Regions from separate parts of the Homo sapiens genome. Here all the other regions are linked to region 1. Evidence: chromatin loops called from intact Hi-C (ENCODE). Cell type or tissue: endothelial cell of umbilical vein. All regions are shown on one strand. Each heading gives the region's core, and the rest is flanking DNA. Links, peaks and the distances in the headings are about the cores only. Region 1 overlaps TK2 (thymidine kinase 2). Region 2 has its middle 8.8 kb from the start of CDH5. Region 3 holds the start of CMTM1 (CKLF like MARVEL transmembrane domain containing 1). Region 4 overlaps CMTM2 (CKLF like MARVEL transmembrane domain containing 2).

Evidence for each region. A loop is a pair of places that touch in the nucleus more often than their neighbours do. Peaks named below come from ENCODE experiments on the same cell type or tissue, not always from the same donor. Only the 100,000 strongest peaks of a DNase experiment are listed, where the experiment ranks them.
Region 2: a loop joins it to region 1, with 7 times the contacts of the local background. A loop is called at or near these places in 3 of 110 quality-filtered maps.
Region 3: it touches region 1 in a loop (3-fold over the local background); 49 of 110 quality-filtered maps call a loop at or near these places.
Region 4: a loop joins it to region 1, with 3 times the contacts of the local background. A loop is called at or near these places in 13 of 110 quality-filtered maps.

Annotation. Positions count from the first base shown.
Region 1 is chr16:66,512,127-66,520,002 of GRCh38, reverse strand. It overlaps TK2 (thymidine kinase 2), which reads left to right. Exons shown (of 10, transcript NM_004614.5): 7 at 2,126-2,214; 8 at 2,788-2,867; 9 at 6,192-6,272. Among named protein-coding and RNA genes, the nearest start is that of TK2, 34 kb to the left of the region's middle. RefSeq lists enhancers at 6,774-7,749, 7,750-7,876. In endothelial cell of umbilical vein, for the core only: a CTCF peak has its summit at 4,062 (motif pointing right); DNase peaks (open chromatin) are centred at 3,062, 3,702 and 4,012; H3K27ac peaks cover 3,407 bases.
Region 2 is chr16:66,353,975-66,361,850 of GRCh38, reverse strand. No RefSeq gene overlaps it. Among named protein-coding and RNA genes, the nearest start is that of CDH5, 8.8 kb to the left of the region's middle. In endothelial cell of umbilical vein, for the core only: a CTCF peak has its summit at 4,189 (motif pointing left); DNase peaks (open chromatin) are centred at 1,800, 2,650 and 4,140; H3K27ac peaks cover 2,567 bases.
Region 3 is chr16:66,565,690-66,573,565 of GRCh38, reverse strand. All of the region lies in intron 2 of CKLF-CMTM1 (CKLF-CMTM1 readthrough), which reads right to left. CMTM1 (CKLF like MARVEL transmembrane domain containing 1) reads right to left here and starts at 7,127. Exons shown (of 4, transcript NM_052999.4): 1 at 6,621-7,127; 2 at 3,472-3,630. The coding sequence starts at 7,052. It overlaps CKLF (chemokine like factor), which reads right to left. Exons shown (of 4, transcript NM_016951.4): 4 at 7,498-7,680. The coding sequence ends at 7,555. In endothelial cell of umbilical vein, for the core only: no CTCF peak of the experiment used is centred there; DNase peaks (open chromatin) are centred at 3,555, 4,215 and 5,025; H3K27ac peaks cover 2,007 bases.
Region 4 is chr16:66,585,727-66,593,602 of GRCh38, reverse strand. It overlaps CMTM2 (CKLF like MARVEL transmembrane domain containing 2), which reads right to left. Exons shown (of 4, transcript NM_144673.3): 3 at 6,505-6,606; 4 at 5,328-5,684. The coding sequence ends at 5,484. Among named protein-coding and RNA genes, the nearest start is that of CMTM2, 10 kb to the right of the region's middle. In endothelial cell of umbilical vein, for the core only: a CTCF peak has its summit at 3,997 (motif pointing right); a DNase peak (open chromatin) is centred at 4,007.

The DNA of each region.
Region 1 (7,876 bases), core at 1,913-6,912:
AGGGGAGAATGTCCCTCTCCAGTTGGTGCCATGCCTTGCTGTTAGGGCCCCAAGACAGGGCTACTTGTGCCCTTGGCCTCCCAGAGTGCCTGCCTCACTCTTCCAGCCTCTTACTTCCTTCCATGCTCATCCCCTCGTGGGACTGGAGTCAGCCCCTCCCTGCCCCCTCCCCACTGAGAGCCTCCCATTGCACATGGCTCAGGTACGGCCACTCCCCCATGGCCAGTCTTGCCGAACCCAGCTCTGAGCGGGACCCACATGGAGCCACTAGTGGAATGGAGGATGTTAAAGGGAGAATTCCTCTGCTAGGCCTGTGAGGGTTGTCTGCCTGCTGATGGGCTTGTGCCCTCCAGCTGTGTCCATTCCTGCTCTCTCTTTCCTGTTCATTTCCTCCCAGGGCACAGGAAACCCACAGGAATACCAGGAATAGATGCCAGATTTCTCCTTCACCCTGGCTCGTTCTTCCTTCCCACTTTCTTGCCTTTTTTTCTTTCTTTTAAAGTTAACATTTAAAATGTGTAGTAGGCCGGGCGCAGTGGCTCATGCCTGTAATCCCAGCACTTTGGGAGGCCGAGGCGGGTGGATCATTTGAGGTCAGGAGTTCGAGACCAGCCTGGCCAACATAGTGAAACCCCGTGTCTACTAAAAATACAAAAATTAGCCAGGCATGGTGGCGCACACCTGTAGTCCCAGCTACTCAGGAGGCTGAGGCAGGAGAATCGCTTGAACCTAGGAGGCGGAGATTGCTGTGAGCTGAGATCACGCCACTGCACTCCAGCCTGGGCGACAGAGTGAAACTCTGTCTTAAAAAAATAAAAAATAGACCATCCTGGCTAACACGGTGAAACCCTGTCTCTACTAAAAATACAAAAAATTAGCCCGGCGTGGTGGCGGGTGCCTGTAGTCCCAGCTACTCGGGAGGCTGAGGCAGGAGAATGGCGTGAACCTGGGGGGCGGAGCTTGCAGTGAGCCAAGATCACACTACTGCACTCCAGCCTGGGCGACAGAGCGACACTACGTCTCAAAAAATAAAAAAAAAAAATAAATAAAAACTAAAATATGTAGTAATGCTCCCCAACTCCCACTGCTGATTTGAGAAGTAATGTGTTGTTAAAATTTGGAAAATACAAAAAGGTATAAAGAAAAAAAGAAAAGTCTCATGTAGTCCTGCAGCTTGAGAAAAGCACTTTTTACATTTTGATATTTTTCTTTCCCACCTTTCCAAGATGCATTGGTGAATACTTTTGGAAATGTGGTTGGGATATACACAGTTTTAGATCCTGTTGCTTTCACTGAACATTAGATTTGAAATTTTTCCATGCCATTAAATATTATTTTACAATATCATCCTTCAGTTACTGCGTGAATTTTCTGTTATATAGATTTACCAAGATTTAGTTTTTTATTGGTTTAAACAGTGCCGCGGTGAGCATCATGATTATTTTCACAAAATAAATTTTTTTGTTTTGTTTGAGTCAGGGGTCTCACTCTGTTGCCCAGGCTGGAGTGCAGTGGCATGATCATGACCCACTACAGCCTTAAACCCCTGGGCTCAAGTGATCCACCTGCCTCAGTTTCCCGAGTAGCTAGGACCATAGGCATGCGCCACCACCCCTAGTTAATTTTTTTGTAGTTTTTGTAGAGATGGGGGTCTTTCCATGTTGCCCAGGCAGATCTTGAACTTCTGGCCTCAAGTGATCCTCCCACCTCACCCTCCCAAAGTGCTGGGATTACAGGCATAAGCCACCACCCTGGTCCACAAAATAAATTTCTAGAAGTGAAATTGGTTTGCTGATTCATTGCCTAACCTGAGCACTGTCTCTGTTCTCAGGGTACAAGCTTTAAAGTCCCTTTCTCTGCTTAGAGTTCCAATCCCAAGTGAATTCTCCCATCACTCCGTGCCATGGCCCTTGCAGCATTGTGCCATAAGCCGCTCCCAGGCAGCAGGAGGTCGGGAATGCTTAGGGTCCTTGTCACTGCATGTCCAGTATTGCACGGATCACACTGTGCCCTGGTACCCTTGGTGACTCCTTTCATTGAGAGCCGTCTCAAGATCCTTTTGGGGGAATTGCATAGCCCAGAAGTTTTCTCTTAGGTGAATAAGCCCTTACAACTCTCATTGCAGTGGGAAGATGCCAGAAGTGGACTATGTAGTTCTGTCGGAATGGTTTGACTGGATCTTGAGGAACATGGACGTGTCTGTTGATTTGATAGGTGAGATGCACCCCTCCCACCTCCCTCTCTTGTCTCTCTCCTGGGTCCCTTGAGGATGTGCTTGGCTGGGCCCCAACCCTTGGGGGCAGTGGGTGAGGCACTTGCCCTTGGCAGTTCCTTCCCCATGGGAGTTCAGCTTTCTCCCTGAGGGCAGACAGAATTCGGGACTTCTGGTCTCTCATGGAGAAGAACCCTGGCCTTTGTTCTTTAAACTTCCCTCCCTGGCTCAGCTACTTTCAGACCCAAATCCACTGTGATCTGATGGGTTTTTCTAGTTTGCAAAGGAACAGGAAGGACAGAGCCTGAACATTCACTGAGACCTGCTGGGTGTGAGGCCTGTTTTGAGCTCTGTCTATGAACAGAATCCCATTCAGCCTCAAAACGACCCCACGGGGCCGCTGACACTGAAAGAGAATGAAAGTCGAGGCGGAGGGTCAGTGGTCAAGCCAAGAGCTGGCCCTCCCTGCTTCCTGCTCGAGCTGTGCAGACCTTCCTCCCGCCTTTGCCTGTGTGCCTGCTTTGCTTCCAAGCCATGAGCAGAGTCCTGAGAGCCACGTATTCTTTTAACCTCAGTTTACCTTCGGACCAATCCTGAGACTTGTTACCAGAGGTTAAAGAAGAGATGCAGGGAAGAGGAGAAGGTCATTCCGCTGGTAAGAGGCCTCTTTGACTTGGTTAAAGACAAACTGGGAAACCACCTCTGTCCAACCCGGCTTCCTCTCCCGGCCCCACCCCCATGAGATCATTGTGCCCTTGTTTGCAGAGAGAGAACAGGAACCAAGTGTATCAGAGGGTGAACTCTGACTTCCTGTTTGGCCAGAGACCCACGTGGATGTCCAGATCTGCTTGGCTTCCTGTGGTCGCTGACTCACAGTTTGGCAACCCTCCTGCTTGGAGGCGTTCCCCTCCCCTCCCCACCTGCCCCTCCCCATCTTGGCAGCACCAGGGCTTGTCTGTTCTGCCTCCTGAAGATTGCCTGGCCTTGTGCTCTCTGTGTCCTCCCTAGAATGCGAGTTCCAGGAGGGCAGGACCCAGCCCTCTTGTTCACTGCTGCATCCCTAGTGCTTAGCACAGTGCCCGGCACGGAGGCGGTGCTCATGCTTAGTGGTGTTTGCCCACTGGAGAGATGCCATGCCCTTCTGAGTTCTGCTCAGGCCACACTGACTCTCATGGGGACTCTGCCAGTATAGGCCCGGGCTGTGCATCTCGCCCTGGCCCTTCCCTCCTTGCATCTCCCTTCAAAATCTGGCCTCCAGGCTGCCGCCCGGCTGATATTTCCAATACTCATCACCACTCGTGCAATTTCCCAGCCCAGAACCTTTCAGTGCCTTGCTGCTGGCTAGAATGCAGTCCCCACTTTGTAATACGGCTTATGACCCGGCCCCAACTGCCTCTCTGGCGTTATCATCCTCCATTCCCTACTTTCTATGCTCTGGCTATAAGGAACTAGTTGTGGCCACACACAAACAACCACATACACAGTGGAGTTATGCAAATGTGCCTTTGCACAGTCGTTTCCTTTGTCTTTAAAGTGTTACTCAGATGTCACCTCCTCCAGGAAGCCACCCCTGACCTTCCTTCCATTGTAACCCCCCCCAAACCCACCCCCTGGCTTTCTGTGATCATGGGCCTTAGGACAGCATACTGACACTATTTGTTTATACCTTTGTTCCCCATCCCTCACTAATGTGAGCTTTTTAAGATTGGGTCTTATTCCCTCCGTGTCCTCTGCATGTGCCTTGGGGCCTGGTGCCTAGTAGTTGCTCAGTTAGTATTGAACTGAATGTCCCATGTGAGAAGCTGCCACTGGAGGGAGACAGAGGCTGGGCAAGCATTCAGTGGGGTGTCAGGGGCTCTGAGCTCAGGATAGGCTGGACTGGGGGCCCTGGGAAGCCTATCCAACTCCTGAAATCCTGCTCAGCCTTGTTTTTCCTTGGTGCCAGCACGATGCATTCCTGCCACGAGGGCCCAGGCGTCACTCTGGGCAGCTCCTTTGAAATCTTGGAGACAAGAATGCTAGGAAGATGGAATGTGGTGGAATGGGGCCAGGCTGGACCATGCTGTGATGCGCACAGCAGCTCTGTGCAGTGACCCAGATGCTCCCCAAGCCTGGGGGCCGTCCAAGCCGTGATCCAAGCCATTGTCTTAAGGGTTTGACCAGGTCCATGGGACACATCTGGCTCCTATTGCCAAGGGAGAGCTGGGCAGGAGATGTAAAGGCTGCTGCAGAGTTGACACGCGAGCCTCTGGGATGGCGAGTGGAATCTGTGTGAGGAGCCATCCCACTCTGTGCCTGGGAGAGCACGAGTATCTGCTCTGCCTGGCATGCAGGCCCCATGGCTCAGGAGGGCCTGTGCCCCTTTTCCCTTGGGCTCCGCTGCATCAGGCTTTCTGCAGTTGGTGGTCTTTATAGTCTGGAGGGTCTATAGGTTACGAGTTGTTGAGGGGGTAGAAGGGCAATGGGTGAGGGTCACAGTCCTCTTGGTGGCAAGACAGAGCGGAGGGTTTAGAGGCTGCCCAGGGCTGGGCCCCTGCCTGAAGGAACTGAGGCCCTGCTGCTGCAAAAGTGGCAGTAAATGGGAGAAGCCAGGTGTGGGTCCTGCCTTTTTTTTTTTTTTTAGTATTTATTGATCATTCTTGGGTGTTTCTCGGAGAGGGGGATTTGGCAGGGTCATAGGACAATAGTGGAGGGAAGGTCAGCAGATAAACATGTGAACAAAGGTCTCTGGTTTTCCTAGGCAGAGGGCCCTGCCGCCTTCCGCAGTGTTTGTGTCCCTGGGTACTTGAGATTAGGGAATGGTGATGACTCTTAATGAGTATGCTACCTTCAAGCATCTGTTTAACAAAGCACATCTTGCATCGCCCTTAATCCATTTAACCCTTAGTGGACACAGCACACGTTTCAGAGAGCACGGGGTTGGGGGTAAGGTTATAGACTAACAGCATCCCAAGGCAGAAGAATTTTTCTTAGTACAGAACAAAATGGAGTCTCCTATGTCTACTTCTTTCTACACAGACACAGTAACAATCTGATCTTTCTTTTCCCCACATTTCCCCCTTTTCTATTAGACAAAACCGCCATCGTCATCATGGCCCGTTCTCAATGAGCTATTGGGTACACCTCCCAGACGGGGTGGTGGCCGGGCAGAGGGGCTCCTCACTTCCCAGACTGAGCGGCCGGGCAGAGGGGTCCTCACATCCTAGACGATGGGCGGCCAGGCAGAGACACTCCTCACTTCCTAGACGGGGTGGCAGCCGGGCAGAGGCTGCAATCTCGGCACTTTGGGAGGCCAAGGCAGGCGGCTGGGAGGTGGAGGTTGTAGCGAGCCGAGATCACGCCACTGCACTCCAGCCTGGGCAACATTGAGCACTGAGTGAACCAGACTCCGTCTGCAATCCCGGCACCTCGGGAGGCCGAGGCTGGCGGATCACTCGCGGTTAGGAGCTGGAGACCAGCCCGGCCAACACAGCGAAACCCCGTCTCCACCAAAAAATACGAAAACCAGTCAGGCATGGCGGTGCGCGCCTGCAATCCCAGGCACTTGGCAGGCTGAGGCAGGAGAATCAGGCAGGGAGGTTGCAGTGAGTCGAGTTGGCGGCAGTACAGTCCAGCCTCGGCTGGGCATCAGAGGGAAACCGTGCAAAGGGGAGAGGGAGAGGGGGAGGGGGAGGGGGTCCTGCCTTTTGCCTTGGCTTTGATTCAGGCGCCAGGGGAAGGGCCAGTGTTTGTGCCCACGAACCCCCAGTGGAGCAGAGCAGGGTGGCTGGTGACACTTGTGCTGTTTTGCTCAGCCTGGCCACCGAGTGTGTGGCTGCGTCTGCCGCTGTCCACTTGAGCCAGGTTTGCTCTTGCAGGGTTCCTTTGTCTGAGTCACTGCCCATGGTCATTGACTACTTTGACCCCCTCTGCTTGACACCCTTGGTAGGTGGGGTCTGCTCTGTCCACTCCCGACAGACTGCTTGTGTTTCCCTGGCAGGAATACCTGGAAGCAATTCACCATCTCCATGAGGAGTGGCTCATCAAAGGCAGCCTTTTCCCCATGGCAGCCCCTGTTCTGGTAAGTAAGACTCCCTTACAGGGTACGAGACTGTTCTAGAAAGAGGAGTGACCCGGGGAATGTCAGCCACCTTGCAGACAGGGGAGGGCACAGTCCTTTAGAGTTTGACAACTTAGAAGAAGGAAGGTGGGAAGGCTGGTGCTCTCTCTCCCAGTGCCTGTTTCTGGGCTGAGTCTCAGAGTGAGTTGGCCAGACCCGAGGGAAGGCAGTCTGTGCCAGTGCCATCACACCTGGCAGTTGTCACTGATCCAGCATCTTCAGCGAAGACTCTAGACCCGGGTCTCAGTTTTCACCATTTGGGATAGTAGTTCCTCTGATGTGACCTTCCTCCTTCCGTGGATGACACAGAGCCTCATTTCACCTTTGTTTGGTGACTCAGGTCATCAGAAGGAATGTCATTGTCTGGTCTGGGCTGTCACACAGTGATGCCCTTAGGAATGCTGAGGTGTGTGGAACTGTCTGCCCTGCCCACTAATGTCTCTGCGTTCCTGTGTTTACTTTTTACAGTAATCCTCCTTTCTCTTGCTGCCATGTGTCATTTCTGACTGATATTGATGTGTCTGTCCCGTCAGCATTTCCTTACTTCCCCATCTCCTTGTTTTCCAGTTTGCTGTTTCCAGATTTCTTTACTCAGACAAATAAGCAGTGGCCCAGATGCTCCCAAGAAATGCGGAGTCTGGGGTCCCTCCGAGTCTTGATTGGAGGGAACCTAAGATGGTTACATATACAACATGGGATTGGCTGTGAGGCAGGGTTGTGCGCAAGCTTTGGTGCATGGCTATAGGAGCATTGTTTGATGGGATGTGAGGCAGGGCTGTGCATGAGCTTTTGTGCGTGGCCATAGGAATATCTGTTTGGGCTCAAACACTTCTGCTTATGGCTCTTGCAGGCAGTGAGGTTGCCGGAAAGTGAGATATTACTGTAGTAATTTTTTGTTTGTTTGTTTTTGAGACAGAGCCTCACTCTGTTGCCCAGACTGGAATGCAGTGACGCAATCTCGGCTCGCTGCAACCTCTGCCTCCTGGGTTCAAATGATTCTCTTGCCTCAGCCTCCTGAATAGCTGGGACTACAGGCGCATGCCACCATGCCTGGATAATTTTTTATATTTTTCGTAGAGATGGGATTTTGCCACGTTGGCCAAGCTGGTCTCAAACTCCTGGCCTCAAGTGATCTGCCTGCCTCGGCCTCCCAAAATTCTGGGATCACAGGCGTGAGCCACTGCACCCGGCCTACTGTAGTAGATTTTTAAATAAGTACAGCTTATTTTTCTCCCTCATTATGGAAAAAAAGGAGGGTAGAAAGTGATGAGGGAAAAAAACAAATCATTCATGAGCTTACAGGGTCTCACTGTGTTGCCCAGGCTGGTCTCAAACTCCTGGGCTCGTGTAATCTTCAGGTCTCAGCCTCCCAAAGTGCTTGGATAATAGACATGAGCCACCATACCTAGCTCTTGTAGTACATTCTTAAGTGAAAACCTCATTGGAAATGTAGATTGCCCTAGAGCTGAAAGCGATTTGGCTCTAACCTTCCTTTTTATCTGCCTGCAACCTTCTGTGCCCTTCCCTGCCCCCTGCTGCCTGCTTCCATCTGTCTGTCTCCAGCT
Region 2 (7,876 bases), core at 1,587-6,586, 160 kb after region 1:
AGATGTAAGTGCTATTTGTATTCCCATTTCCCTGATGAAAGAGCTGAGGCTCAGAGAGGCTGAGTAACTTGCTCAAGGTCACACAGTGTCTGAGTAGCAGAGCCAGGATTTCAACCCTTATATTCCTGTTTATATCCCAGTTCAATGCTCATTCTATAGCACCACCCTTCTTCTGATAACTTGCCATTGTTCACCAATGTTTTATGTTCCTTTGTTATTTAAAAAATACATTTGGTGCTCAGGCTTTTCCTAGCCCTGTGCTAGGCATGGAGACGTGGAGGTGACTTGGGCTGGGTCCTTGTCTTTGATGTGCCCCAGTCTGGTGGGAGAGACAGACACCAAGACATGCATGAACCACACTGGGTGGGGCTGGGTTGGTGACAGAGGTGTGCACCCTGAGATGAGGGTGCCCGGAGGAGGTGGCCTGGGAGCTGCCGGAGGACTGGGTCCCCAAGCTGATCTGAAAGCATGAGCAGGAGGTCACCAAAGGCGGAGCACGGGAAGGGCTCTGCAGACAGCAGAATTGGCAGGGTCAAAGGCAAGGAGGCCTCTTAGGGAAGGAGAAGACATTCCAAGGGGTAGGGGAGCACTGAGGTGCTGAGAGGGGAAGAGGGACTGGCTGGGGAGGAGGCCAGGTGGTAGAGGGCCTGTCACACCACACTGAGGAGCTCAGGCAGGGCACCGCTGGGGGCCTCATGCAGGCCAGGGACCCAAGGATCCCTGGATTTTAGGAGAGGCGCCCCCTGTCCAGTGCACCGTGTCCCCATGCAGCTGCCTGCTGGCGGGGCCACCTCCTGTGGGCTGTGGTCAGGCCAGGGAGAGGCCACTGGCTGGGGAACCGCAAGGGATGGCGGCTCAGGATGCAGCCACTGGAGCTGGGTGAGGAAAAGGCTAAGTGCAGCCTCTCTTTGGCCAGGAAAGGCCGATTGAACGGGGTTTGAATTCCCGACAGTGAGAACAATACCTTGCCGCAGCCCCTGGGAGGGAGGAGGCTGCCCAGAGCACTTCCCCAGATGTTTCTCACTTTTTTCTCACAACATCCTGAAAAGGCTGTTACGGAAGTGGGGCTCCCAGGGGTGGAGAGAAAGTGGTGCCCTGTGGTTACATGCTGGGGCACATCTGCTACTTATGGTCTGGCTGATCCTGGACCAGCCACATGGCCTTTGGTGCCTCAGTTTTCCCTTCTGTAAAATGGGAATGATGGCGTGCCTTCCTCCCAGGGTTGCTGAAAGGACTAACTGAGAAGATGCATGTAAAGTGCATAGAATAGTCTCTGGTATACAGTAGGTGCTCAATGCATGTTTGTCATGACAGTGATGCCACAGACACGTTAATGGTGGGGGCACCTGTGAGTGTGTGAGGACGACCGTGTATACATGTGAGTGTGTTAGCATGGGCATGGCATGTGCACGGTGTTTGGCAACCATGTGGCTACACATAAGTATGTAAGAACACGCATGGAGTGTGTAAGGCATCCACATGGATGTGACCACATGTGCTGTGTTCGTGGTGCATGAGTGGGCTGAGAGGTGCAGTCAGGTTGAGGCCTTGGGCAGCATCCTCCTCCTCCGTTGTCTGGAGCCATTGGTCACCCCACTGCCCAAGCCTTCTGTGTATCCGTCACATGCAGAAGCCCAGAGAGGGCAAGGCCTTCCTTGGGGTGGCCCAGTGAGCCAGGCAGGGCAGGGTGGGACCAAGGGCCCTGCCTTGTTGTCTGGAGGGCAGGCCTGAGTCTGGAGGAAACCTTGTCCAGCGGAAGCCAGGGCTTCCTGTTTCTAGACCCTACATTCCTTGTGCTCTCCACCGAAGCGTCCTGGAAAACAATAGGTTGGAGGCTGCACCATCTGTGGGGCAGGAAGGTGGATCAATCCCTCCCACCTCTTGATGGGGCAAGCAGACACGGCTCTGGCACCAGCCCTCAGCTGGGCAGTGTGGCAGCAGGCCCAGAACCAGGCAAGCCCAGGCCATCTGCCTCCTGCCTGTCTGGGTCTCTTCTCCAGGCCATCTCCACACCCCTCAGTGCACACTGCACTCTGTGGCCTGAGACGAGTCCCCTGGGCAAAATCCAGCTAGGGGAGGAGGCGTCTGAGCTGGTCCCGGGGAAGGAAGCTACTAGGAAAAACTCAAGTCCGATTGGATGGGACTGACTGCACAGGCTGGTGGAGACCTCGAGGATCCTCCAGCTTCACCCACCTGCCATGCCACTGAGAACCAAGAGCGAATACAGAGAGGTTCCGACCAGCCAAAAGAAGGAATCTTTCCAGCCTCTGTGCTAAAGCTCAGAGACATGCCTGTTAACTCTTGGTTTATGTACAGTCCTAACAAGTCAGGTTCTCCAGGGAAGAGGGGCACAGTGGTAAGAGCAGTGGGCTTGGAACCAGAAGCCCCAGTTTTCTGATCCCATGCTCTGCCGCTGACTGCTCACCAGTGCTTTTTGTCTCAGTTTTCTCCTTTGTGAAAAGGTCGTACCTTGCCATGTTCTTCTGAACTCACAGGCAGCCGGAGTGGGTCACATGAGTAACATTTCTCCAAGTGCTTTGTAAACTTGGATGCCTCTTCCATTCTGAGAGAGGGCACAGAAGCTCTGGGCTCCACCCCTGCGTCTTGCCCCATGCAGCGCTTCCATTCGGCTGTTCCTAAGTTGTATCCTTTGTAATACATGAGTAATCAAAAGTAAAGCCCTTCTCTGGGTTCTATGAGTCATTCTAACAAATTATCGAATCCGAAGGAGGGCTGCGGGCAACCCCCGAAGTTGTAGTTGGGCAGGCAGAAGCGTGGCTCACTTGGTGACCCTGCTTGTGGCTAGTGTCTAAGCCTTTATTAACCTGTGAAGTCTGCACTAACTCTGGGTAGTTAGGCTCAGAAATGGCTTGAATTGTTGGAAACCCAAGTGGTGTTGGAGAACTGGACAATTGGTTGTTGTTAGGAAAAACCCACACAGCTTCCTTTGCGTCAGGCATGGAGCCTAGTTGTTTTTTTTTTTTTTTTTTTTTTTTGTGCTGGGCAGTTGTTGAGGGTGATAGGGTCTTGCTCTGTTGCCCAGGCTGGAGTGCAGTGGTGCAATCATGGGTCACTGCAGCCTCAACCTCCTGGGCTCAAGTGATCCTCCTGCCTCAGCCTCCTGAGTAGCTGGGACTACAGGCACGTACCACCAAGCCCGGATAATTAAAAAAATTTTTTTTGTAGAGATGGGGCCTCACTGTGTTGCCCAGACTGGTCTTGAACTCCTGGACTCAAGCAACCTAGTGTTCTATATGCATCAGCTTACCCACTGTCTCTCTTTCTTTGCAAGACAGTGGTTCTCAAAGTGTGGCCTCAACCAGCAGCATCAGCAAATCCTGGGGTACCACCCCAGACCTGCCGAATCAGAAGATCTGGGGGTGGGACCCAGCAATCTGTGTTACTAAGAGATTCCAGTGATTCTGATGCATGCCCAAGCTTGAGAACTGCTGCCCTGGAGCAGAGATCCTCACTTCAGGCTGTGCCCTGGAACTGCCTGGCCAGCTCCCCTCCCCACATCCAAGTAGTATCTGGGGAAGGCACATGTAGAGATTCTGATTTAATTGGCCTGGTGGGGGCTGGACTTCACTATTTTATTTTTTTTGAGACAGAGTCTTGCTCTGTCGCCCAGGCTGGAGTGCAGTGGCACGATCTCGGCTCACTGCAACCTCTGCCTCCCAGGTTCAAGCGATTCTCCTGCCTCAGCCTCCCGAGTAGCTGGGCTTACAGGTGTGCACCACCACACCCTGCTAATTTTTTGTATTTTTAGTAGAGACGGGGGTCTCACTATGCTGGCCAGGCTGGTCTCGAACTCCTGACCTCAAGTGATCCCACCCACCTTGGCCTCCCAAAGTGCTGGGATTACAGGCGTGAGCCACTGTACCTGGCTGACTTCACTATTTTGTAAAGCTCCCCAGGAGGTTAATATGCTCCCAGGTCTTCCAGCATTACCTTAGGAGGTAGCTACCTCTCTTAGCTCCATTTTGCAGGTGCATAGGTTCTGGGAGATTAAAGGGCGTGCCCAAGTTATATAGCCATGTAAAGGGATGGGGAATTCTAAATCCCTGCCTTTCCACTTCCCCTCCTTCCTCCCATTCATTGCTTTTTGCTTTATTTAGAACTGTGTGGTTTCCCAAGCAACTTTCTTTGGAAAATTAAACAATTCCTGATGTCGCCATCTAGTGGCTAGCGATGAGAACAGATGAGCCTCTTCTGGACTTGGCAAGACGGGGCTCCTGGAGGACACACGTGGGAAGAGGAAAGGCCATCATTCATAGTTGCTCAGGCAGATGCTTTTGGGACACTTGGGTTCATTTTCCCAAAAGGTGTCCTTTCAGAAGGACAGTGGAATGAAGATGGGTTTCGTGTTTAAGAGCTATTGGGAGTTCACTCATGAACCCCAGGAGAAGCATGAGGTGTGGTCCCCAGGCAGGGGGAGGCACAGAGGGATCCGGGATGAGGGGGATTCACCTGGGCAGGAGAGCTTGACCTTCCTGCAGGGGCTGGCTCACCTTTGCTTGGGCACTGACTCATTCCACCATCAGCCACTGTGGGCCAGGCCCGAGGCTGCACTCGCCTTCAGACATCAGGGGAGAAGCACAGAATATTCCAGGTGCTCAGTCCTTCGTGATCCAAGCTGGTCTGTTCTTGGCCATGGGCAGAAGCTCCTGTGGAGGCTGATGGGGCGAGGAGAGGGTCTTGCCTCCAACTGGGGGAACTGAGGTGGCTGTGGGGGAGGGGGACAGCTTCTTGGAGCCTGTGCCCAGGGTCTAAATAGGAGCCCATAGGTATGACTCAAATCCAATGGCTGCTCCCCACCCTGCTGGCTCTTGTGGGGCCAGACAAGAGGCGCCAGAGGATGTCTCAGGACTGATGTGCTTGGGGTTCTCACCATGGCAGGGCACGGAGAGAAGTAAAGCTGTCTGAGAAAGGAGGGAGTGACTGACTACGCTCAGGGCACTCACAGGGTGGAATTCTTTTGTAAAAATAAATCTCAGTGGACAAAAGAGATTTAAGGGCTTGTACTATTGGAAGGTAAAGCCTCTAGCCTGGAAGCTTACCATTAGATGTCGTGTCTTTGCTTCTTCATGTAAACGCTGTTTTAGCATCTGTTGTGTATCAATCTCATCTGATTGCAGCCTCTTTTATTCCCAAACACATACTCACATCTCATGGGAGGCAAAAATTTCCAAGGAATACAGTTTGGGACACATTGGCCCCAAGGGAGGTCTCCAGTGGTATGCCACAAGATTCTATTCCAGGCCCATCTAGACTAGCATTCTTTTAAAAAATTAATGAATGAATTAATTATTGAGACAGTCTTGCAATGTCACCCAGGCTGGAGTGCAGCGGTGTGATCATGGCTCACTGCAGCCTCAACCTCCTGGGCTTATGGCAGCCTTGACCTCTCAGGATCAAGCTGTTGTCCCACTTCAGCCTCCTGAGTAGCTGGTACGAGAGGTGTGCACCACCATGCTCAGCTAACTCTTAAATTTTTTGTAGAGACAGGGTCTCTCTATGTTGCCCAGGCTAGTCTCAAACTCCTGACCTCAGCTGATTCTCCCACCCCAGCTTCCTAGTGTTGAGATTACAGGTGTAAGCCATTGTGCCTGGTCTGGACCAGCATTCTTTATCATCAACTTAGATGAAGACGATTGTCTACTGATCCAATCAATGGGCTCTTTAAACCCTGATGGGATGGAGGATGGGCTGGACAACAGGGTCAGGATCCAGAGGTCTTGTCAGGGTGAGGAAATGATTCAAAATATCAATAGGAAACATTACAAGGATGAGTTGAGGGCCCTGTATTTGGGATTGGAAAAAAAAAGTCAAAAGCAGCTGCCCAAAGATGGGAGACAAATATGAGAGAAACTGAGGACCACTTGGTCAATGGTTGGGATAATAATAGTATTAATAAAATAATGATAGCTGACATGGACGACCTTATTTGACCTTCACAACAATGCATGAAATAGGTATTATTATTGATCCCTATTTGACAGATGGGAAAATTGAGGCTCCTAGAGGTTAAATAACTCAGAACCTCCCTCAGGGCCTGCTGGTACCATGTTCATTCCTTTCAGGGCAAGCAGAGAATGTACAGGAAACAACTATGGGAAAGTTTAACCTAAAATAGAACAGGGTTGGGCGCGGTGGCTTACGCCTGTCATCCCAGCACTTTGGGAGGCCGAGGTGGGCGGATCACCTGAGGTCAGCAGTCCGAGACCAGCCTGGCCAAAATGGTGAAACCCTATCTCTACTAAAAATACAAAAATGAACCAGGTGTGGTGGCAGGCACCTGTAATCCCAGCCACTCGGGAGGCAGAGGCAGGAGATTTGCTTGAACCTGGGAGATGGAGGTTGCAGTGAGCTGAGATCGCACCACTGCACTCCAGCCTGGGTGACTGAGCGAGACTCTGTCTCAGAAAAAAAAAAAAAAAAAAAAGAAAAAGAAAAAGAAAAAAAAGTAGAATAGGAAGCCATGGAGGTAGTGAGCTCCCCATCCTTAGGGGATGTTCAAGTGTAGGCTGGAAAACACTGGCAGTGCTGTTGTGGTAAGGATCTCAGCAACAGATAGGGTCTAGAAAGAAATAATATTTAAGGTCCCTCTTCCCTCTGCAATTCTATAATTCTGCTCTAGCAATTTATTTCTTTAAAGTCAAGTTTATGATAAGGGAGGACTATATTTTTTCCACATGGAATGTATGCTTTATTTATAATACTTTGGGGTTTCTTCTATGACAAATATGCTCACTATATTTCTGAGTTCTAGGACTTGTGACAAATTTTACATGACCATTTAGGGTTTACATTTTCAGCTGATTATTAAGACATTTATAGTTTTTGCACATTTATATTTATGACATTGGGTTGGTCGTATTTATGATGTACTGGACGCCTAGCCATTGGTCAGGAAGCCTGGCTGAATATCTTAACATTGTTTCTGCGGGAAAACGTGTCTTGCTTTACGGTAATTCATTTTATGATGTGGATTCAGAAACTCAGTGAATTTACTCTGGGAGAAAAAACTCAACAGCTACGCAATTTGGGGAAGTCTCGTAGATTTAGAGGCAGATGACCTCGAGTTAGCTATGTGGCTTGGGTGAGTTTCTCAACACTTCTGTGCCTCAGTTTCTGTATTTAGTAATCTGAGCTAGGGAGTGGGAGGGAGGACACACATACCCTCCCCAACATTGCTGAGGTGGTGGTTTCTGTTTTGCTCTTACTGGGCACATGGGAGGGACTCAGCCCTGAACCTTCCCTCTCTCTTGTCCTCCTTGGATTTGCTGGTGGTACCTTGGGAACCATGTGCCTTGAAGGCTGCTTTCCCAGAGGGGCTCCAGCTTTTGGGAGGATTCTTAGGAATCCTTCCCAGGAATCTTGCCAGGCAGCATGTTTTCAGCACGTTAGAATTTTGCTCTGGGCTCCAAACTAAACTTGTTTCACCTTAAATAAAAGAAATCAATCCTCACAGCTGAGCTGTGCTACAACATTGATTTAGCATACATTTTGACATAGCCTGGCTAATAAATAAGCAGAAAGGCAATAAACATTAGGGAGAATTATCTGTTAGGGAATTGGGGTGGGCAGCTGGGGAATGGAGTGGTGGTGGTGAATTCCCCCCTGCCCTCCGCCTCCTTCTCTGCTTTCATCCTGAGACCCTCATCAATTGTGGGGTGAGCAGCAGCAGCAACAGCAGCAGCAGCAGAGATTCCAGTGGCGCTGCCTTGGCAGGTGGTGGATTTGGGGAAGTGGAGAGGGTCTGGCGGCCTCCCTCAGTGGGACTCTTGGTTCTCAGACCTGGCTGGCAGAGCGAGGAGACCTGCCTCTCTCTGGCCTTTGGTGCCCACCTGTGAATCCCAGCCCCTGAGCTGTG
Region 3 (7,876 bases), core at 1,066-6,065, 54 kb before region 1:
TTAGTTTAAAATGTTTATTCCTTTTAAAAAATTGCTTTCTGTTGGCAAAAACATCTGCTTCACCAGAACTCAGTTTCTCTGACCATGCTGGATTATATTCTTTATGATGTAGAAGTGTTTAAAATATGAGCTATTTAGAAGACAATAATTCAAATTCATAATTTCTTACGATCTTGGTACCTGACACTAGGCTAGAGTGGGGCGAGTTGGTAAACCTAAAAATGAAGAGCATGTGTGGGGTGAGGAAAATTGTACTTTTCCTAGCTTTGATGCAGACTTATGCTGGTAAAAATGGGTTTAAATTTTAAATTAACTTTATTTACTGATTTAATTCCACTCTCAAGTCTGCAGGTAAAACCAGTGCTGTGGAAGCTGGCACATTTATTCTGTGAGTTCACATGAATCAAGAACGCCAAGAGCCCATCTGAGGAGACCTCATAGGCCCTAACATAGGTTAGGGGTTGAAAGCAGGACCTGTGTCTTTCCCATGGTGTCAGGGTCCCTGGCACACCCTTCACAGCTGCAACTCAGAGACTGAGTATGGGTCCATCCTCTGTCCAGAGGAGGCGGCCTTGACAAAATATGGTCCCAGAGCCCACAGATCTGAGCAGGTCACCTGTATCTGCAGTAAGTTCTCTTTGGGGCTTCCCTGCTGAGTCCAAGCCCTGATGTATCACAGTCTGTCTCCCTGGTGGAGACTTTTACCCTCACCCCTTTTTCAAACAATAATCGGAATAGGGAAATAAGGAACTCTATCCTTTTATGAGCCTTTAAGTTAGAAATCGCCACTTAAAGTCAGTACTCCTTACCCTAATCCCATACCTCCTGGGAGCCAAGCCTTCTTGCCTGGAGGGAAGGGCTGAAAGGAAGTGGTAGCTGCATGCTGGGCACTCTCAGCTGTGGGCAAGCCTCTGAAGCTGTGCAGAGCCCGACTCAAACAGTTCTAGTATGAAATTGACCGTGTGTTCTGTGGCTTCCTGCACTGACCTTATCATAAGGTCCCAAGTGACTCCTGAAGCTTGATTCTAAGCCTGCCTACCTTCTGAAGTGCCAAGTCATCACCTCCTAGCACCAATACCCTCACAAAACTAGCACATTCCCTACTGTGCCAAGGCCTCCCAGTGTAGCTACTTGCCCCTCTGAAAAATTGTGTAGGTACACATCCTTCATCTCACAGAATCTGAAAGAGCACATTTGAAAGGAAGGGACTGGATAGGAGAAGAGAACACAATTTGGGTCCTGTTTTGATGAGTCTTTTTCAAAAACTTCCAAGTTAATTAAATCACTTACCATCTGACCAACTGTGTGGTTGCTCAGTATGTGTCCTGCTAGTGTGAACTGAACATCAGAATAACTGGGCAACCATCTTGGTAACAGAGAGTTTCCCCACCATGAAGCTCCTGGGAGCTCACAAGGCATATCCTGTGCTGTGCTAGGTCTGGCCCATGCTCTCGAGGACAGTAGCAGGAAAGGACAGGGGCTCCGAATCACCTCTGGGCTCCCAGTCATCCCCAAAAAAGAGGATACTGTCACTTAAGACAGACACAGCAAGGGGGCCTGGCTTTATTGGAGTTGACCAAAGGCCTGTAACCCTGCAAGAGCTGGGCTGAACTTCCTGTGACCACTGTGAGAACAGGTTCTCTCATAGGACACTCACGGTTCATGCTCAGGAGATCCTAGTTCTTACCTTTGTCTGGGATACTTCTTGGGCATTACCACTGAACCCTACAGCAAAGTATGATGTCTCCTGGCCCTCTCCAGCTTTATGTGTGGACCCAGCCTGCATGAGTCCATTTCTCAGAGGGCTCTGATCCTCCTGACCACAGCTGATGGTGCTGTGGAGCCATCAGTCACCCACCCCCAAGGGCCTGTGTACACCCACCAGGATAACCAATTCACCTTTGGTGCTGTATTTTAAGAAAAGCATGAGGAAACAAGATACAGAGATAAAATTTAGAGAAGCTGAGGAGGACATAAAGACATAGTTTCACTGAGTTTCTTACCTTAATGGAGAATGGAGATAGAAAACCATCACAAGATAATAGGTTGTAAAGTCTGCAAAGAGTCTGGGCTTTAGAGTCAGATAGACCTGGGTGCATATCTGAGTTTCTGGCACCTACATATGGCTACTGAATTGAATTCAATTGGCAACTGAATGTCTTTAATCCAATTTTCTCATCTGTTAAATGAGGGGTGAGGGGTGACCATAACCTCACTGGGTTGTTGTGAGGATTAAATAAGGTGACATGAAAAAGTATCTGGCACATGGTATATGCTCAAAAATGGTTACTTTACCTTCCCTTCTTGAAAATTTCCACGGACAGAGATTTGAGTTTCCCCTGAGAAACCTCTCCATAACTAAAAGGGTCTTCCACATGTTCAATTAAAGTTGCTCATATTTGCTTTGTCTGCTTCCTGTACTCGGCATTCTGTGGGACAGAGAGAGCTCAGCAGCCTTTGAGAAAATCTCTCACAGATTTGAAGACAATGTTTGAGTTTTAGCTCAAAAGGAACATTCTGACTTTAAGGTTAGAAAAATGTTCTATAAGGAAGTGGGATGTGGAAGAGGCCTAAGCTCTGAATTAGGATTGTTCACAGCGCAAGACAGAATGGCAAACGCCACCCAGCTATCTGATGGGTCTGATGGGTGGCTGTTCTTTTTGGACATTAGAATATTTAATTTGTGTCACATACTATGTTATTGGCTTTGCACACATTTAAATGTTTCAGGAACCCTATGAGGTAGTTATTATCATACTTTTCCTTCTCTGTATTTCTTAAATGGGGAAACTGAGGCTAAAGGTTACATAGCTAGTAAGGTGGCAGGACCAGAATCTGGGCCTATGGCTGCCTCTGGACAAAACCGTACTGCCTCTCTAGTCTGAGACCTGAGGGGTTAGCTTTAGCAATTGTTCAGTTGGCAAAGAATGTGAAAGTCTGGGAAAAGCTATTAAAGAAGGCTCTGTAATGTCTTTTTCTGGATAGTCCGGCACCTCTTTGTGATATGGACCCTAACACACACACACAGGTTGACTACAATCTTTAAGTGTATGCACGGCAATTTTCTACAATGCCATCATATCAACTTTTGCTTTTGGGGAGAATGTTTATAATCAGAGTGCTCTCTGCAAAGTAGAAGCATGCACTGTTGTACAAGCAATGGCTGAGAAATGTGCTTACCTACTTTATATACTAAGTATATATATTTTTTTAGGACAAGCTGAAAAGTACCATGTGTCTAGTGCCATAATGAGGGGTTTTACACTCAGGGCTGGAGCAGCGGTGTGTTGGCTGTCCTGCAGGCACAAGGGTTCAAGGAATCCTTCTGGACCAGGGCAACACCCTAACTGTCACAGCTCAGCTATGTCCTTGTCTAGAGAGATAGCTCCGTTGTTTTCACTTAAGGAGAGCCCTTACTCTGGGGCTGAGGGCAAAGCTTGGATTTGAAGAATTGTAAAAATGAACACTTACAAGTAAGGGCCAATGTAAATAGGTCAGCAAGTGGTGAAGGGTTAGCACATATATTAGAATAAAAAAAACGACAATGCAGATTTCCAGACTTGTGATTGTTATAAATGACTCATTGGCTTGGGTGATGATGAAACAAGCTAATGCTCCTAAGATAAGACTCTGCAATAAAAGAAACAGGATTTGTTTTAATGCATGATTTAAAAAAATCTACATTGTCAGAATGTAAATCTGATTATATCACAGTACAGTGGCCTGTATTGTTTTGCACATACATTTTTAACATTTCTTACATTTTGAAGAAATGAAATACATGAAAATAATAAAAAAAGCACACAGTATAGAAGGATAAAATAATACCAATTTCTTTCTCTTCCCCCAACCCAACCTTAGTCTCTCTCCTTAAAAGTAACCACTATTAACAGTTTATATTTCATACTAGAAAGAAGTCTGTATATATACTGGTAAAGTACATATACATTGATTTTGGTAGAAACAGTGAGGAAGAGCCTCAGTTTTCTTTCTTTCCAAACAGCTGCTGATTATCTCAACATCATTTATTGGGAAATGCCAGTATTATCCCTATTGATCTGAAATCCAACCTTTATTGTATACTAAATTCTCAGATGTAGTTCGGTCTCTTGAGACTGTTCTCTTCCATTGAATTGGTGCTTCCTTCTCTAGTACTCTAAGTTATAGACAATTCACTCTATACTGAGTTATTGTTTCACCTAGTCTTCCTCTTCTTACTCATTCTCAGACTGTTTATGTCTCCCATGTTTGTGTTGGTCAAGTTCCCCAGACTAAGCCTGTTGGCATTTTAGTTGGGATTTCTAAATGAAATACTTACTTATAATTTGGAAAAATTACAGAATTTAGTTTTTCTCAAGAACAAAATATATCTTTCCAGTTATTTTAGTGGTTTTTAAAAAATATCTCTCAGGAGAGTTTTAAAGTTTTCTTCCCATATGTGTATCACATTTCACTTATTTTTAGATATTTGATCATTTTTGATGACTGTTGTAAACAGAAATATTTTCTTATATTTTAAGTGGTTATTTGTCTAGGAAAGCTTTTATTTATTAACACAATAACGAGTCACCTGACTAAATCATCTTGCTCTAAATTGTTTCCAGTTGATTTGTTTTTTTCTAGATATGCAATTACATTAGCTGAAAGAAAGCATATATTTTACCTCCTTTTTTTTTTTTTTTGAGACAGTCTTGCTCTGTCGCTCAGGCTGGAGTGCAGTGGTGTGATCTCAGCTCACTGCAACCTCTGCTTCCTGGGTTCGAACAATTCTCCTGCCGCAGCCTCCCGAGTAGCTGGGACTACAGGCGCGTGTCACTAAGACTGGCTAATTTTTGAATTTTTAGTAGAGACGGGGTTTCACCATATTGGCCAGGCTGGTCTTGAACTCCTGACTGAGGTTATCTGCCTACCTTGGCCTCCCAAAGTGCTGGGATTACAGATGTGAGTCACTGCGCCTGGCCACCTCTTTTCAAATATTATTTCCCATTCCTAATTATGATGACTAGTGGTTTCAGAAAAAATTGACTCATGGTGTAGGCATCATTTTTCCCCTCATTTAATAAATAATACTTCTGATATTTAATTAAATATGCTGACTCTTAGTTTGAAATGTTTATTTTTACAATGTCAATGGAATATTTATATACTCCTATCTTACTGGTCTCCCTTCTTGGCAATCAGGGACAAATGTTGAATTTTGTCACATGTTCTGTGACATAATCTCCTAATTTTTTATAATGTGATAGATATAATCTCATTTTCACTTTTACTTCTAATACAGTGAATTATTTTAATAGAATCTTAATATTGAATCATCCTGTTTCTTTCTTGTGGTATTGTATTTTCAAAAAATACTGATGAATATTATCTGCTAATAGATTGACATTTTGTTCTGATGCAAGTGAGATCTCTACTTCGTTTTCTTTTTCTGAACTCAGTCAAGTTTTCCTATCAGTATTATACTGATTGTGTAAAGATAGTTCAGAAGTTATTTCTTCTTTCTCTATTCTTTGACAAAGTTAGAGTAGTGTCAGAATTATATCCCATGAAGGCTTGAAAGAGTTAACTTGTAAAAAGGTCTGGGCCTGATACATTTTTGAAAGATACTCATTTGCTAAAATTCTCATTTTCTTCTATGTTTATATTGCCCTGTTTAGATTTTTCCCTATTCTGGGATCAGTTTTGGTGATTTACATTATTCTGGAAAATCAACCATTTCATCCAATTATTCACATCTATTTTGCAAGGTACTCCTGTAGATCCTTTCAGTTTTGCTGATGTTTGTGATTATTTTCCCCTTCTGGTTTCTAATTTTAAATATATGTCTTTTCTTCCCCCTTTTTTTCTTGGTTGGCCAATGGCTTATCAATTTAATAGGACTTTCAAACGACAGCTCTTGTATTGACTGATTCTATTATTTTTGTTTCCTAACTTATAAATTCCTATTATCTTCATTGCTTCCCTAATTTCCTTTGTGAGAGGAAACTGAACCAACCCAAATGTCCATCAATGATAGACTGGATAAAGAAAATGTGGCACATATACACCATGGAATACTATGCAGCCATAAAAAAGGATGAGTTCATGTCCTTTGCGGGGACATGGATGAAGCTGGAAACCATTATTCTCAGCAAACTAACGCAAGAACAGAAAACCAAACACTGCATGTTCTCACTCATAAGTGAGAGTTGAACAACGAGAACACATGGACACAGGGAGGGGAACATCACACACTGGGGCCTGTAGGGAGTGGGGGACTAGGGGAGGGATAGCATTAGGAGAAATACCTAATGTAGGTGACGAGTTGATGGGTGCAGCAAACCACCATGGCGCGTATATACCTATGTAACAAAACTGCACGTTCTACACATGTACCCCGTAAGTTAAAGTATAATAAAAAAAAAAAAAAAAGAAAAAATAGGGAAAAAAAGAGGCAAGTTTAGTAGGAAAGGTTTAGTGTGTGGGGAGCAGGGGGTGGTGGGGAGGAAAGGTGAGGCAAAACAAAGGTGAGTGGCAAAGTGAATTATGGAAGGTTTCTGGAGCTGGCACCCCGTGGGCATTTCCCCGAGGCCACTGCCGGCCACATCCGCCCAGCTAGGTCTCACCAGCTCTCCGCTCACCAGTCTCAGGATCTTCAACATTCCAGTGGGCGAGAAGGAGAAACGTTTGAGGCTGTCCCTGAATTTGTACGGGACTTTGGCTCGGCCCTCCACGCGCTCTTTGATCGCCATCTCATTTAAGAGTTTGGATTCAGTGTGTGCAGAGGGCGTGGGGGGTGGGAGTGTGGGCTTTGGGGGTGGGCGTGTGGTGGCTTTCCTTGAGGGTGCGGTGCCCTCACTGCCTTGGGGACGTGCGGCGGCTGCGGACTGCGCACTGCGAATTGAGACTGCGGGGTGCTTCCGGGGTGCGGTCTTCGCTGAGATGTTGCGCTGTGCCTTGGGTACAGAACTCACTACGCTGCCGCTACTTGCCAGGGCTGCGGCAGTCTCCGGTTGTTTCAAGTTCCCTGAAGGTGCCTCGGATGACTCAGGTTTGGCGTGTTCAGGATCCATGGTGGGTCCCTAGGGCCTGGCCGTCTGAACCAGTGCCGCGGCAGCGGCTGGCTCTCCCCTGGGAACCAGCGTCGCGTCCCAACGGCTGTTGGCTACCTCCCCGGCGCGTGCACCCGGCTCTCGCTGCCCCACCGACAAGCCGAGCCCTTCAGCCACCCTCATTGCCACAGGGGGTGCAATGCCACCGCCTAGCCCGAGAACTCAAAATCTCTGCAACCCCACACCTCGGAGCTGCCGGCCAGCCAGGCAGTAAAGAGATTCAAAGATCCCTGAGGCGGATCCCGGCACATTCTTCCCTGCCACCCAGGCCCGGGTGCCGGAAAACCCGATCCCGCTGCTCCCAGCGCTCCCTTGGAAGTTACAGTAGTGCTCTGCGCGGGGTGCAGACTTCGGAAATCTCTTCCTCTAGCTCCTATACTGAGTTAAAATAACTGCAGAAAATATGTGGAAGAATACAGAAATATGTTTAATACTTAGTATCAAACTAAAAAGTAATATAAAATTACAAAACTTCTTTTTTTTCATGCACAGGCTTTTTCTGGTAAGGACCGCTGGGATTGAACAGAAGCTTCCGGTAAATAAGGGCCCCGTCGGCAAGACAGCATACTGCTGTCACAAGTGCAAACACCTGGAAAGAAAGACAAGTGTCACTGCCCTAACCATGGTCCCCACTCCTGTCATTCACACAAGTTTTAAGTGGTCTGCCCACCAGATTCCTCTCTTGCTAGGGTACTCGGATTGCTCCCTGTGCTTCATCTAATACTAACATGGAGAGACTTCAGAGATCATCTTATTCTCCTCATTGCTAAGTTTTCTAAATACTT
Region 4 (7,876 bases), core at 1,513-6,512, 74 kb before region 1:
TTTGACATGGAGTCTCGCTCTGTTGCCAGGCCGAAGTGCAGTGGCGCGATCTCAGCTCACTGCAACCTCCGCCTCCTGGGTTTGAGCGATTCTCCTGCCTCAGACTCCTGAGTAGCTGGGATTACAGGCACGTGCCACCATGCCTGGCTAATTTTTGTGTTTTTAGTAGAGATGGGGTTTCACCACGTTGGCCAGGATGGTCTCGATCTCCGGATCTCGTGATCTGCCTGCCTCGGCCTCCCAAAGTGCTGGGATTACAGGTGTGAGCCACCACACCTGGCCTAAATCAATTTTTCTATTAAAAGACAGAAACTAGGCCACCTAACACTCCACCTGATGACAGAATACACATTCTTCTTAAGTGCACATGGAACATTCTCTAGGACAGGCCATATGTTAGGACAAAAAACAATTTCAATAAGTTTTCAAATATCAACATTATGGGCTGGGCACAGTGGCTCACACCTGTAATCCCAGCACTTGGGGAGGCTGAGGTGGGTGGATCACTTGAGGTCAGGAAACCCCCTGGCAACAAAGTGAAACCCTGTCTCTTAAAAAGAAAAAGTGATACAGCCATAAAATGGAATATTATTCAGCCATAAAAAAGGAATGAAGTTATAGAAATGTTTTGGAACTAGATAGAAGTGGTGGTTGCACAACATTGTGAATGTACTAAAAACCACTTACATTTTCACTTTAAATTTTTTTTTTTTTTTTTGAGATGGAGTTTCACTCTTGTCGCCCAGGCCTGAGTGCAGTGGCACGATCTTGGCTCACTGCAACCTCCGCCTCCTAGATTCAACCAATTCTCCTGCCTCAGTCTCCCGAGTAGCTGGGATTACACACACACGCCACCACGCTAGGCTAATTTTTGTATTTTGTAGTAGAGACAGGGTTTTACCATATTGACCAGGCTGGTCTCGAACTCCTGACCTCGTGATCCACCTGCCTTGGCCTCCCAAAGTGCTGGGATTACAGGCGTGAGCCACCGTGCCCAGCCCAGCTCCATTGTTTTCTAATATCTGGAGTGGACTCTGATGTTTGGTTTTTCTCTTGTCAGTGTCATCTTTGTGTTCTCTCTCTGTGTCTCTCAGCTTTTAGGATTTTCTCTTAATCTTTAGAATTCTGATACTTCACCGAGAAATGTGTAGGCAGGTGAGGATGCTTTCCCAGTAAACCTGCTCAACACTTGGTGGGCCCTCTCCCTCCCCTCCCCTCCCCTCCCCTCCCTTTACCTTCCCTTCCCTTTTCTCCCTTCCTTCCTCCCTCCCTCCCTCCTTCCTTCCCTTCCCTTCCCTTCCCCTCCCCTTCCTTCCTTCCTTCCTTCCTTCTCCCTCTCTTTCTTTTTTTCTTTCTCTCTCTCCCTTTCTTCTTCTTTTTTTTTTTTTTGAAACAGGGTCTTGCTTTGTCACCCAGGCTAGGGTGCAGTGGTGCAATCTTGGTTCACTGCAGCCTCGACCTCTCAGCCTCAAGTGATTGATTTTCCCACTTCAACCTCTGGAATAGCTGGGACTACAGGCACACACCAGTATGCCCGGCTAATTTTTTTGTTTTTTGTAGAGACAGGGTTTTGCCATGTTGGCCAGGCTGATCTCTAACTCCTGAGCTCAAGGGATCCACCTGCCTCGGCTTCCCAAAGTGCTGGGATTATAGGCGTGAGCCACCACACCTGGCCTTGGTGGGTCCTTTCTATAAGATTTTAGTTTTAACTGAAAATTTTTTTCTGTTTAAGATTTTCTCACCTTCTGTGACTCCTTTGAGATGGTTGTTGGATAAATCCTCCTAGATTTGTCCTCTGTGTCTTTTTTCCAAAAAAGAAAGTCTGCCTTTTTGTTTGATTTTCTAGATTTCCTTTATTTTTCAAATCATGAATTGCCATCTTAAATTATGTCTATTCTATTATTCAACCCCTCTGTTAAATTTTAAAATCTTGGCTGGATGCAGTGGCTCACGCTGTAATCCCAGCATTCTGGGAGGTTGAGGCGAGTGGATCGCTTGAGGTCAGGAGTTCGAAAGCAGCCTGGACAACATGGTGAAACCCCGTTTCTACTAAAAATACTAAAAAAATTAGACAGGCATGGTGGCAGGCACCTGTAATCCCAGGTACTTGGGAGGCTGAGGCAGGACAGTCGCTTGAACCGGGGAGGTGGAGGTTGCAGCAAGCCGAGATCGCGCCACTGCACTCCAGCCTGGGCGACAGAATGAGACTCTGTCTCAACAACAACAACAGCAACAACAAAAATTCAAAATCTTTGTTGTAGTTTCCCACACTCCTACCCCAAGAACTCTTGTTTGCTGGTTGCCCTTTTTGAGTCTCTTTTGTTTGAGGGACACAGCATCCATTTTTATTCTGTGTGTATTAATTAATTAGGCTTTTTGCTGAATCTGCATTTCAACCAGATGTGTAAGTGACATGCCCCACACCCAGGCCATTCCCCGCTCCAGACAAGTACTTACCTGATGTAGTTCTGTTCTGAAGGGGCATCTTCCTACAGCCCATGTCGCTGTCCTGGGGTCCTCTTCTTAGCATGACACCTGAAGTCTCGCTCAGCCCCAGCCCAGCCCCCACTTCAGGCTCATTATATCCTGGGATTCGCAGAAACCCTGCCTGCTCACAAGTATTACCCCAGGAGTTGAGAGGAGTGACCAAATTCGTTTAGGAAAGTTCACACTTTTCCACAGGATTCTGAGCATAAGTCATATTTAGCTTCCTTTGTTAGGTAAAACTTATATACAATGAAATGCACAGATCTTAAGTATACTATTGAATGTTTTGACAAATGTGTACACCTGTGTGACCAGCTCCTCCAATGAATAGATGAAAGTTCTGGTACCCACAAAAGCTCACTTATGTCTCTTTGGAAATGTGAAAGGAAAATAAAATACTCAGGACCCCGATTCACTGTGCCAAAAGAAAAAAATTAAGCTGAGAGCTGAGTCATGCAAGAAGCCGCCTTTCCTTTTGTCCCTAAGCGGAGAGCTACAGACGAAAAGTGAAATATCCCCACAGGTAGCTGCTCTATGTTCATCTTATGTCAAATGCCAATTTACTGAGCGCCAGAAGAAGGCATCACTCGCTGTTCCCCTACCTGCTCCTTTTCTCTTGCAACTTGTGGTTTCAGTAACGTGACTACACACTTTCTCTTTCCCTTTCAGCCCGCTTTTCCCTTTAAATGTTGAAGCCCTCAAAATCACATTTGGATGATTTGGAGAAAGGCACAGACCTGTTTCTGAGGCATTGTCCTTAACTGTGGCACTTTTTTTTTTTTTTTTTTTTTTGAGACAGAGTCTTGCTCTGTCGCCCAGGCTGGAGTGCAAGTGGCGCGATCTCAGCTCACTGCAACCTCCACCTCCAGGGTTCAAGCGATTCTTCTGCCTCAGCCCCCAGAGTAGCTGGGACTACAGGTGCGTGCCACCACGCCCGGTGAATTTTTGTATTTTTAGTAGAGACGGGGTTTCGCCATGTTGTACAGGCTGGTCTCAAACTCCTGGGCCCAAGCGATCTGCCCACCTCGGCCTCCCAAAGTGCTGAGATTACAGGCATGAGCCACTGGACCTGGCCAAAATAAACTTCTAAATCAATTGTGGCCTGTGTCTGATACTTTTTGGGTTACATAATCAATCCCCAAGCAACCACTGTTTTCTTTCACTGTATTTTTGCCTATTCTTGAACTGCTTAGAAATGGAATCATATGGTATGTTTCTATTATGTGAAATCCTTCCTTGTTGTTGTATTCATAGTTTTTTTTTTTTTTTTTTTTTTTTTTTTTTTTTACTGCTGAGTAGTGCATTCCGTTTTCTGAATGTAGCACATTTACCTCCTTTTGAACATGTGGCTCTTTCTAGTTTTTGGCTGTTATGAACATTCTAGTATACCATTAATCTTGGCTAAATATACAGGAGAAGAATTCTGGGTCATGTGGCAGGTTAGCGTGCATTTTTGAGTTTTTCTCTACAAAGCTAGAGGTAGGTGTGCCTCACACTGCCTGGCCTGCAGGGGATGCTGTGAGGCTACAGAGGGGACAGTGGACTTGAAGTGTAGAGGAGCCTGGGGCCACCCCAAGTTCCAAGGCTTCACCCCTAGAGGCCACCAGCTGCCCGTCTCCCCACCTGAAGGACCTGCAGGGGCCTCCTTCCTCCGGCACACCTTTGCGGCAGCAGCTAAGCACATGGCCTTCTCACAGCCTTCAGTGATCGCCTTGGCCCAAGTCATGATCATGTCCCCAAGGCTCAGTGAACCCTCCCAGCTTGTCTCCCAGGCTGGGCTCGGGGCTCCATGCTTCCTCCTACAGACCCCCTTCCAAGCTCCTCATGGGTCAGTTTGGGGCCTGGCTTTCCTCTCATGGAGACAACCCTTCCCCTGCCAGGATGGCTGGACTGTCCAGTGAGAGCAGAGCCTTCTCTGGTGGAAAGATCTGCAAGGCCTACATGTGGGGACTCCAGGCCTTATGCTCAGGTTGTCAGTGGAGGGAGACACTCCAGGTCCCAGAGGGAAACAGCCCCTAGACTCCTCCTGTGCCCACCCTGCTCAGCCCATATGCCAGCCTGACTCAGGCCCTTGGAGGCCCTGAGCCCTGAGAAGTTGACACCCCCTGCCCTCCTCACTTCGACCGGAGTGAACCTCAGTGAGGATCAATACTAAATTGCAGGCCAGGCATGGTGGCTCACGCCTGTAATCCTGGCACCCTGGGAGGCTGAGGCGGGTGGATCACCTGAGGTCAGGAGTTCGAGACCAGCCTGGCCAACATGGTAAAACCCTATCTGTATGAGAGATACAGAAAATTAGCCAGGTGTGGTGGCAGATGCCTGTAATACCAGCTACTCAAGGAGGCTGAGGCAGGAGAATTGCTTGAACCTGGGAGGTAGAGGTTGCAGTGAGCCGAGATCACACCGTTGCACTCCAGCCTGGGTAACAAGAGTGAAACTCTGTCTCACCAAAAAACAAAAACAAAACAAAACAAAACAAAACAAAACCAACCTAAAAACTAAACTGCAAGGAAGGCCAACAAACTTATTTTTCTCATAACAATTGCTTGGATGCTTTTTTAAAAAAGTAAAATTAAAATAATCAGTGTGAACAAAATGATCCTTTTGTTTTCTGGTTTCTTGTCTTCCTCTGCCCCCCATGCCCTGGCCCCCTGCCCCCTGCCAGTTGGTTGGGGCCACTAGCCGGCAACACCTACACTTCTGGTCCCCCAGGCCCTTGGTGCCCAGTAGCCTGGGAGCACTTCAGGAGCCTTGGCTCCCAGGCCCTGCCCTGGCCTCGCCCTCTGCACCCTGACAGTCAGTAACTTTTGCTGAATGAACAAAATAATGCTTACATCAACTTTAGGCTTTTAGAATCCATTAATCCATTCTTTTCCAAGCAAAGGTGGTAATGAAAATGGAAAAGAAAACCATTCCAGAAAGAAGACAAGGAAGAGAGTGGAAACATATTGCTGTAAAATACACTGCCGTTTCAGACACCAGGAGCCTCCTCCAAGTCATTTCTTTCCCTTTGCTGGCCCTGGTGGCTTGCCAGGTTCTGGTGGCTTGGCGGGTTCTGGTCCCTTGCCCTGCTGGGGTCCTTTTTCCTTTCCTGGAGGAGGAACCAGCATATGCTTTTTGGCCTTCTTGCCTCTGAAGTGGTTTCTTTGAAGACACACATCGATAAAAGCAAAAACTCCAGCCGCACCAATAAGGATCTGGAAAACAAAACGGTCCTCATGACTTTTGCTTTTCATTCCAAAGGTGGTGAGTTTCCCTCCTGGTTTCTCATTCATCAGGGGGTGCTGTTTCACACATCCCCCATGTCCCCTCAAATGTCAACCATCTCTGAGAGGCTAGGAGCGTGCCTACTCCCTCAGCCTTTGCCTTCTCCACTCCCCCGTCCTGCCATCTCATCTCTGTTTCTTTTCTCTCTTGAAACCCAGCCAGAGTGGGACTGTTTGCTCTGGGGTCGGCAGCTACAGGAAGGAACTTGGGCTGGCTCCCCGGACATCATCTTTATTTAAATGGTGGTTCCGTTGGAAACATCTGTCTACTTTACTTTTTTTTTTTTTCCTTTGAGACGAAGTCTCGCTCCGTCGTCCGGGGTGGAGTGCAGTGCTGCAATCTCTGCTCGCTGCAACCTCTGCCTCCTGGATTTAAGCGATTCTCCTGCCTCAGCCTCCCAAGTTGCTGGGATTACAGGCATGTGCCACCATGCCTGGCTAATTTTTGTATTTTTAGTAGAAAATACATTTTCTACTAAATTTTGTAAATTTTGTGTTTTTGTATTTCACCATGTTGGCCAGGCTGGTCTCAAACTCCTGACCTCAGGTGATCCGCCCGCCTCGGCCTCCCAAAGTGCTGGGATTATAGGCATGAACCACTGCACCCGGCCTACTTAACTTTTAAACTTTGCTTTGATCCCAAGACTTTTGTGGAAAATAAAGAAGCCCTTTCCTTAAACAGAGGACAACACCCATCCTCCAAAAGAAGTGAATTCAGAGCAAATGCAAGGCCCAGCATGGAAAGACTCACCACAGCAAGTAAGTAGTGGAGATTCATGGATCGCCGACTTCTCACAGCAAAGACCACGGCTCCCACAAGGAACGCACAAGCAATCAGGTCGTTGAAGAGGTCCTGAAGGTGGAGAGGTTAGTCAGCCTCAGCCAAAGCCAGGGTCCCCATCAACAAACACTGCACCCTGGCTAGCTTCCTCCAAAGGAATGATTTGCAAATTTCCACCTGATTTTAAAATGTATGCATAAAGATAAACACACACCGGGCTAGGTGGACATATCTGTGGCCCTCCAGCTGGGCTTTTTAAATTGAAACCTAAAAAGTCCAGGATGCTAAAATGCCCTCGTGCTGAAGCCTGTGAAGTCACCAGCCCCCTCTTCTACCATCTCTCTGTGAAATCACACATTTGGTTTCTGCCTATGTCTCCTCCCACTAATACTCATTTATTATTTTTATTTTCTACTTTTTGAGACAGGGTCTTACTCCGATTATGCAGGCTGGAGTGCAGTGGCACAATTTCTGCTCACTGCAGCCTCGACCTCCTCAGGCTCAGGTGATTCTCCCACCTCTGCCTCCTGAGCAGCTGCGACTACAGGTGTGTGCCACCAAGCCTGCCTAATTTTTTTTTTGTGTGTATTTTTAGTAGAGACGGGGTTTCACCATGTTATCCAGGCTGGTCTCGAACTCCTGGACTCAAGCGATCTGCCTTCCTCGGCCTCCCAAAGTGCTACGATTACAGGTGTGGGCCACAGCGCCCAGCCAATACACATTTAAATAAATACACAACTATAAAACGTCATGATGTCCCTCTTAAGGACCCCACCACCGCCTTTCAGCTCCCAGGACCAGCTCCCCTCTCTGGAGTCTGGGTGGGCTGCACTGGCTCTGATGGACTCTAGCATCTCACTGGGAGCCTGGCAGCTTCTTCTGCAACCCCCTGCCCTCGGCCTGACTTCCTAGACCCCTTCCCCTCTTTGCAAGGCAGCACCACCTCTTCCTTCCTCAACCCTCCTGCCCATCCCCTGTGACTTCAGTCTCGCCCTCCCCATACCATATACGCATTTCCCTCCTGCTAGTGACAAGGCATTGCCAAACTTCTCAGAGCTGGCCAAACCATGGCCATAGCAGGCTGGCTTCCTCCCGCATTTCTCCTGGGCCTAGAGGATGGGGTGAGAAGCAGCTGATCCTGCAGCGCTGGAAGACACCTGCCATCCCCCTTGGTTTCTATAGTGCCATTTCCTGCTGTTGTCCTTTCCTGGCCACTTTGTTTCAGGCCTTTTCCTTTTTAATGTTTTGAATTTTGATACATTTCAAATGCCCAGAAAATAATAGAACATCCTATCCCCGACTCCCACCTCCACCAGGCCAGGAGCCACTGACATTTAACAGA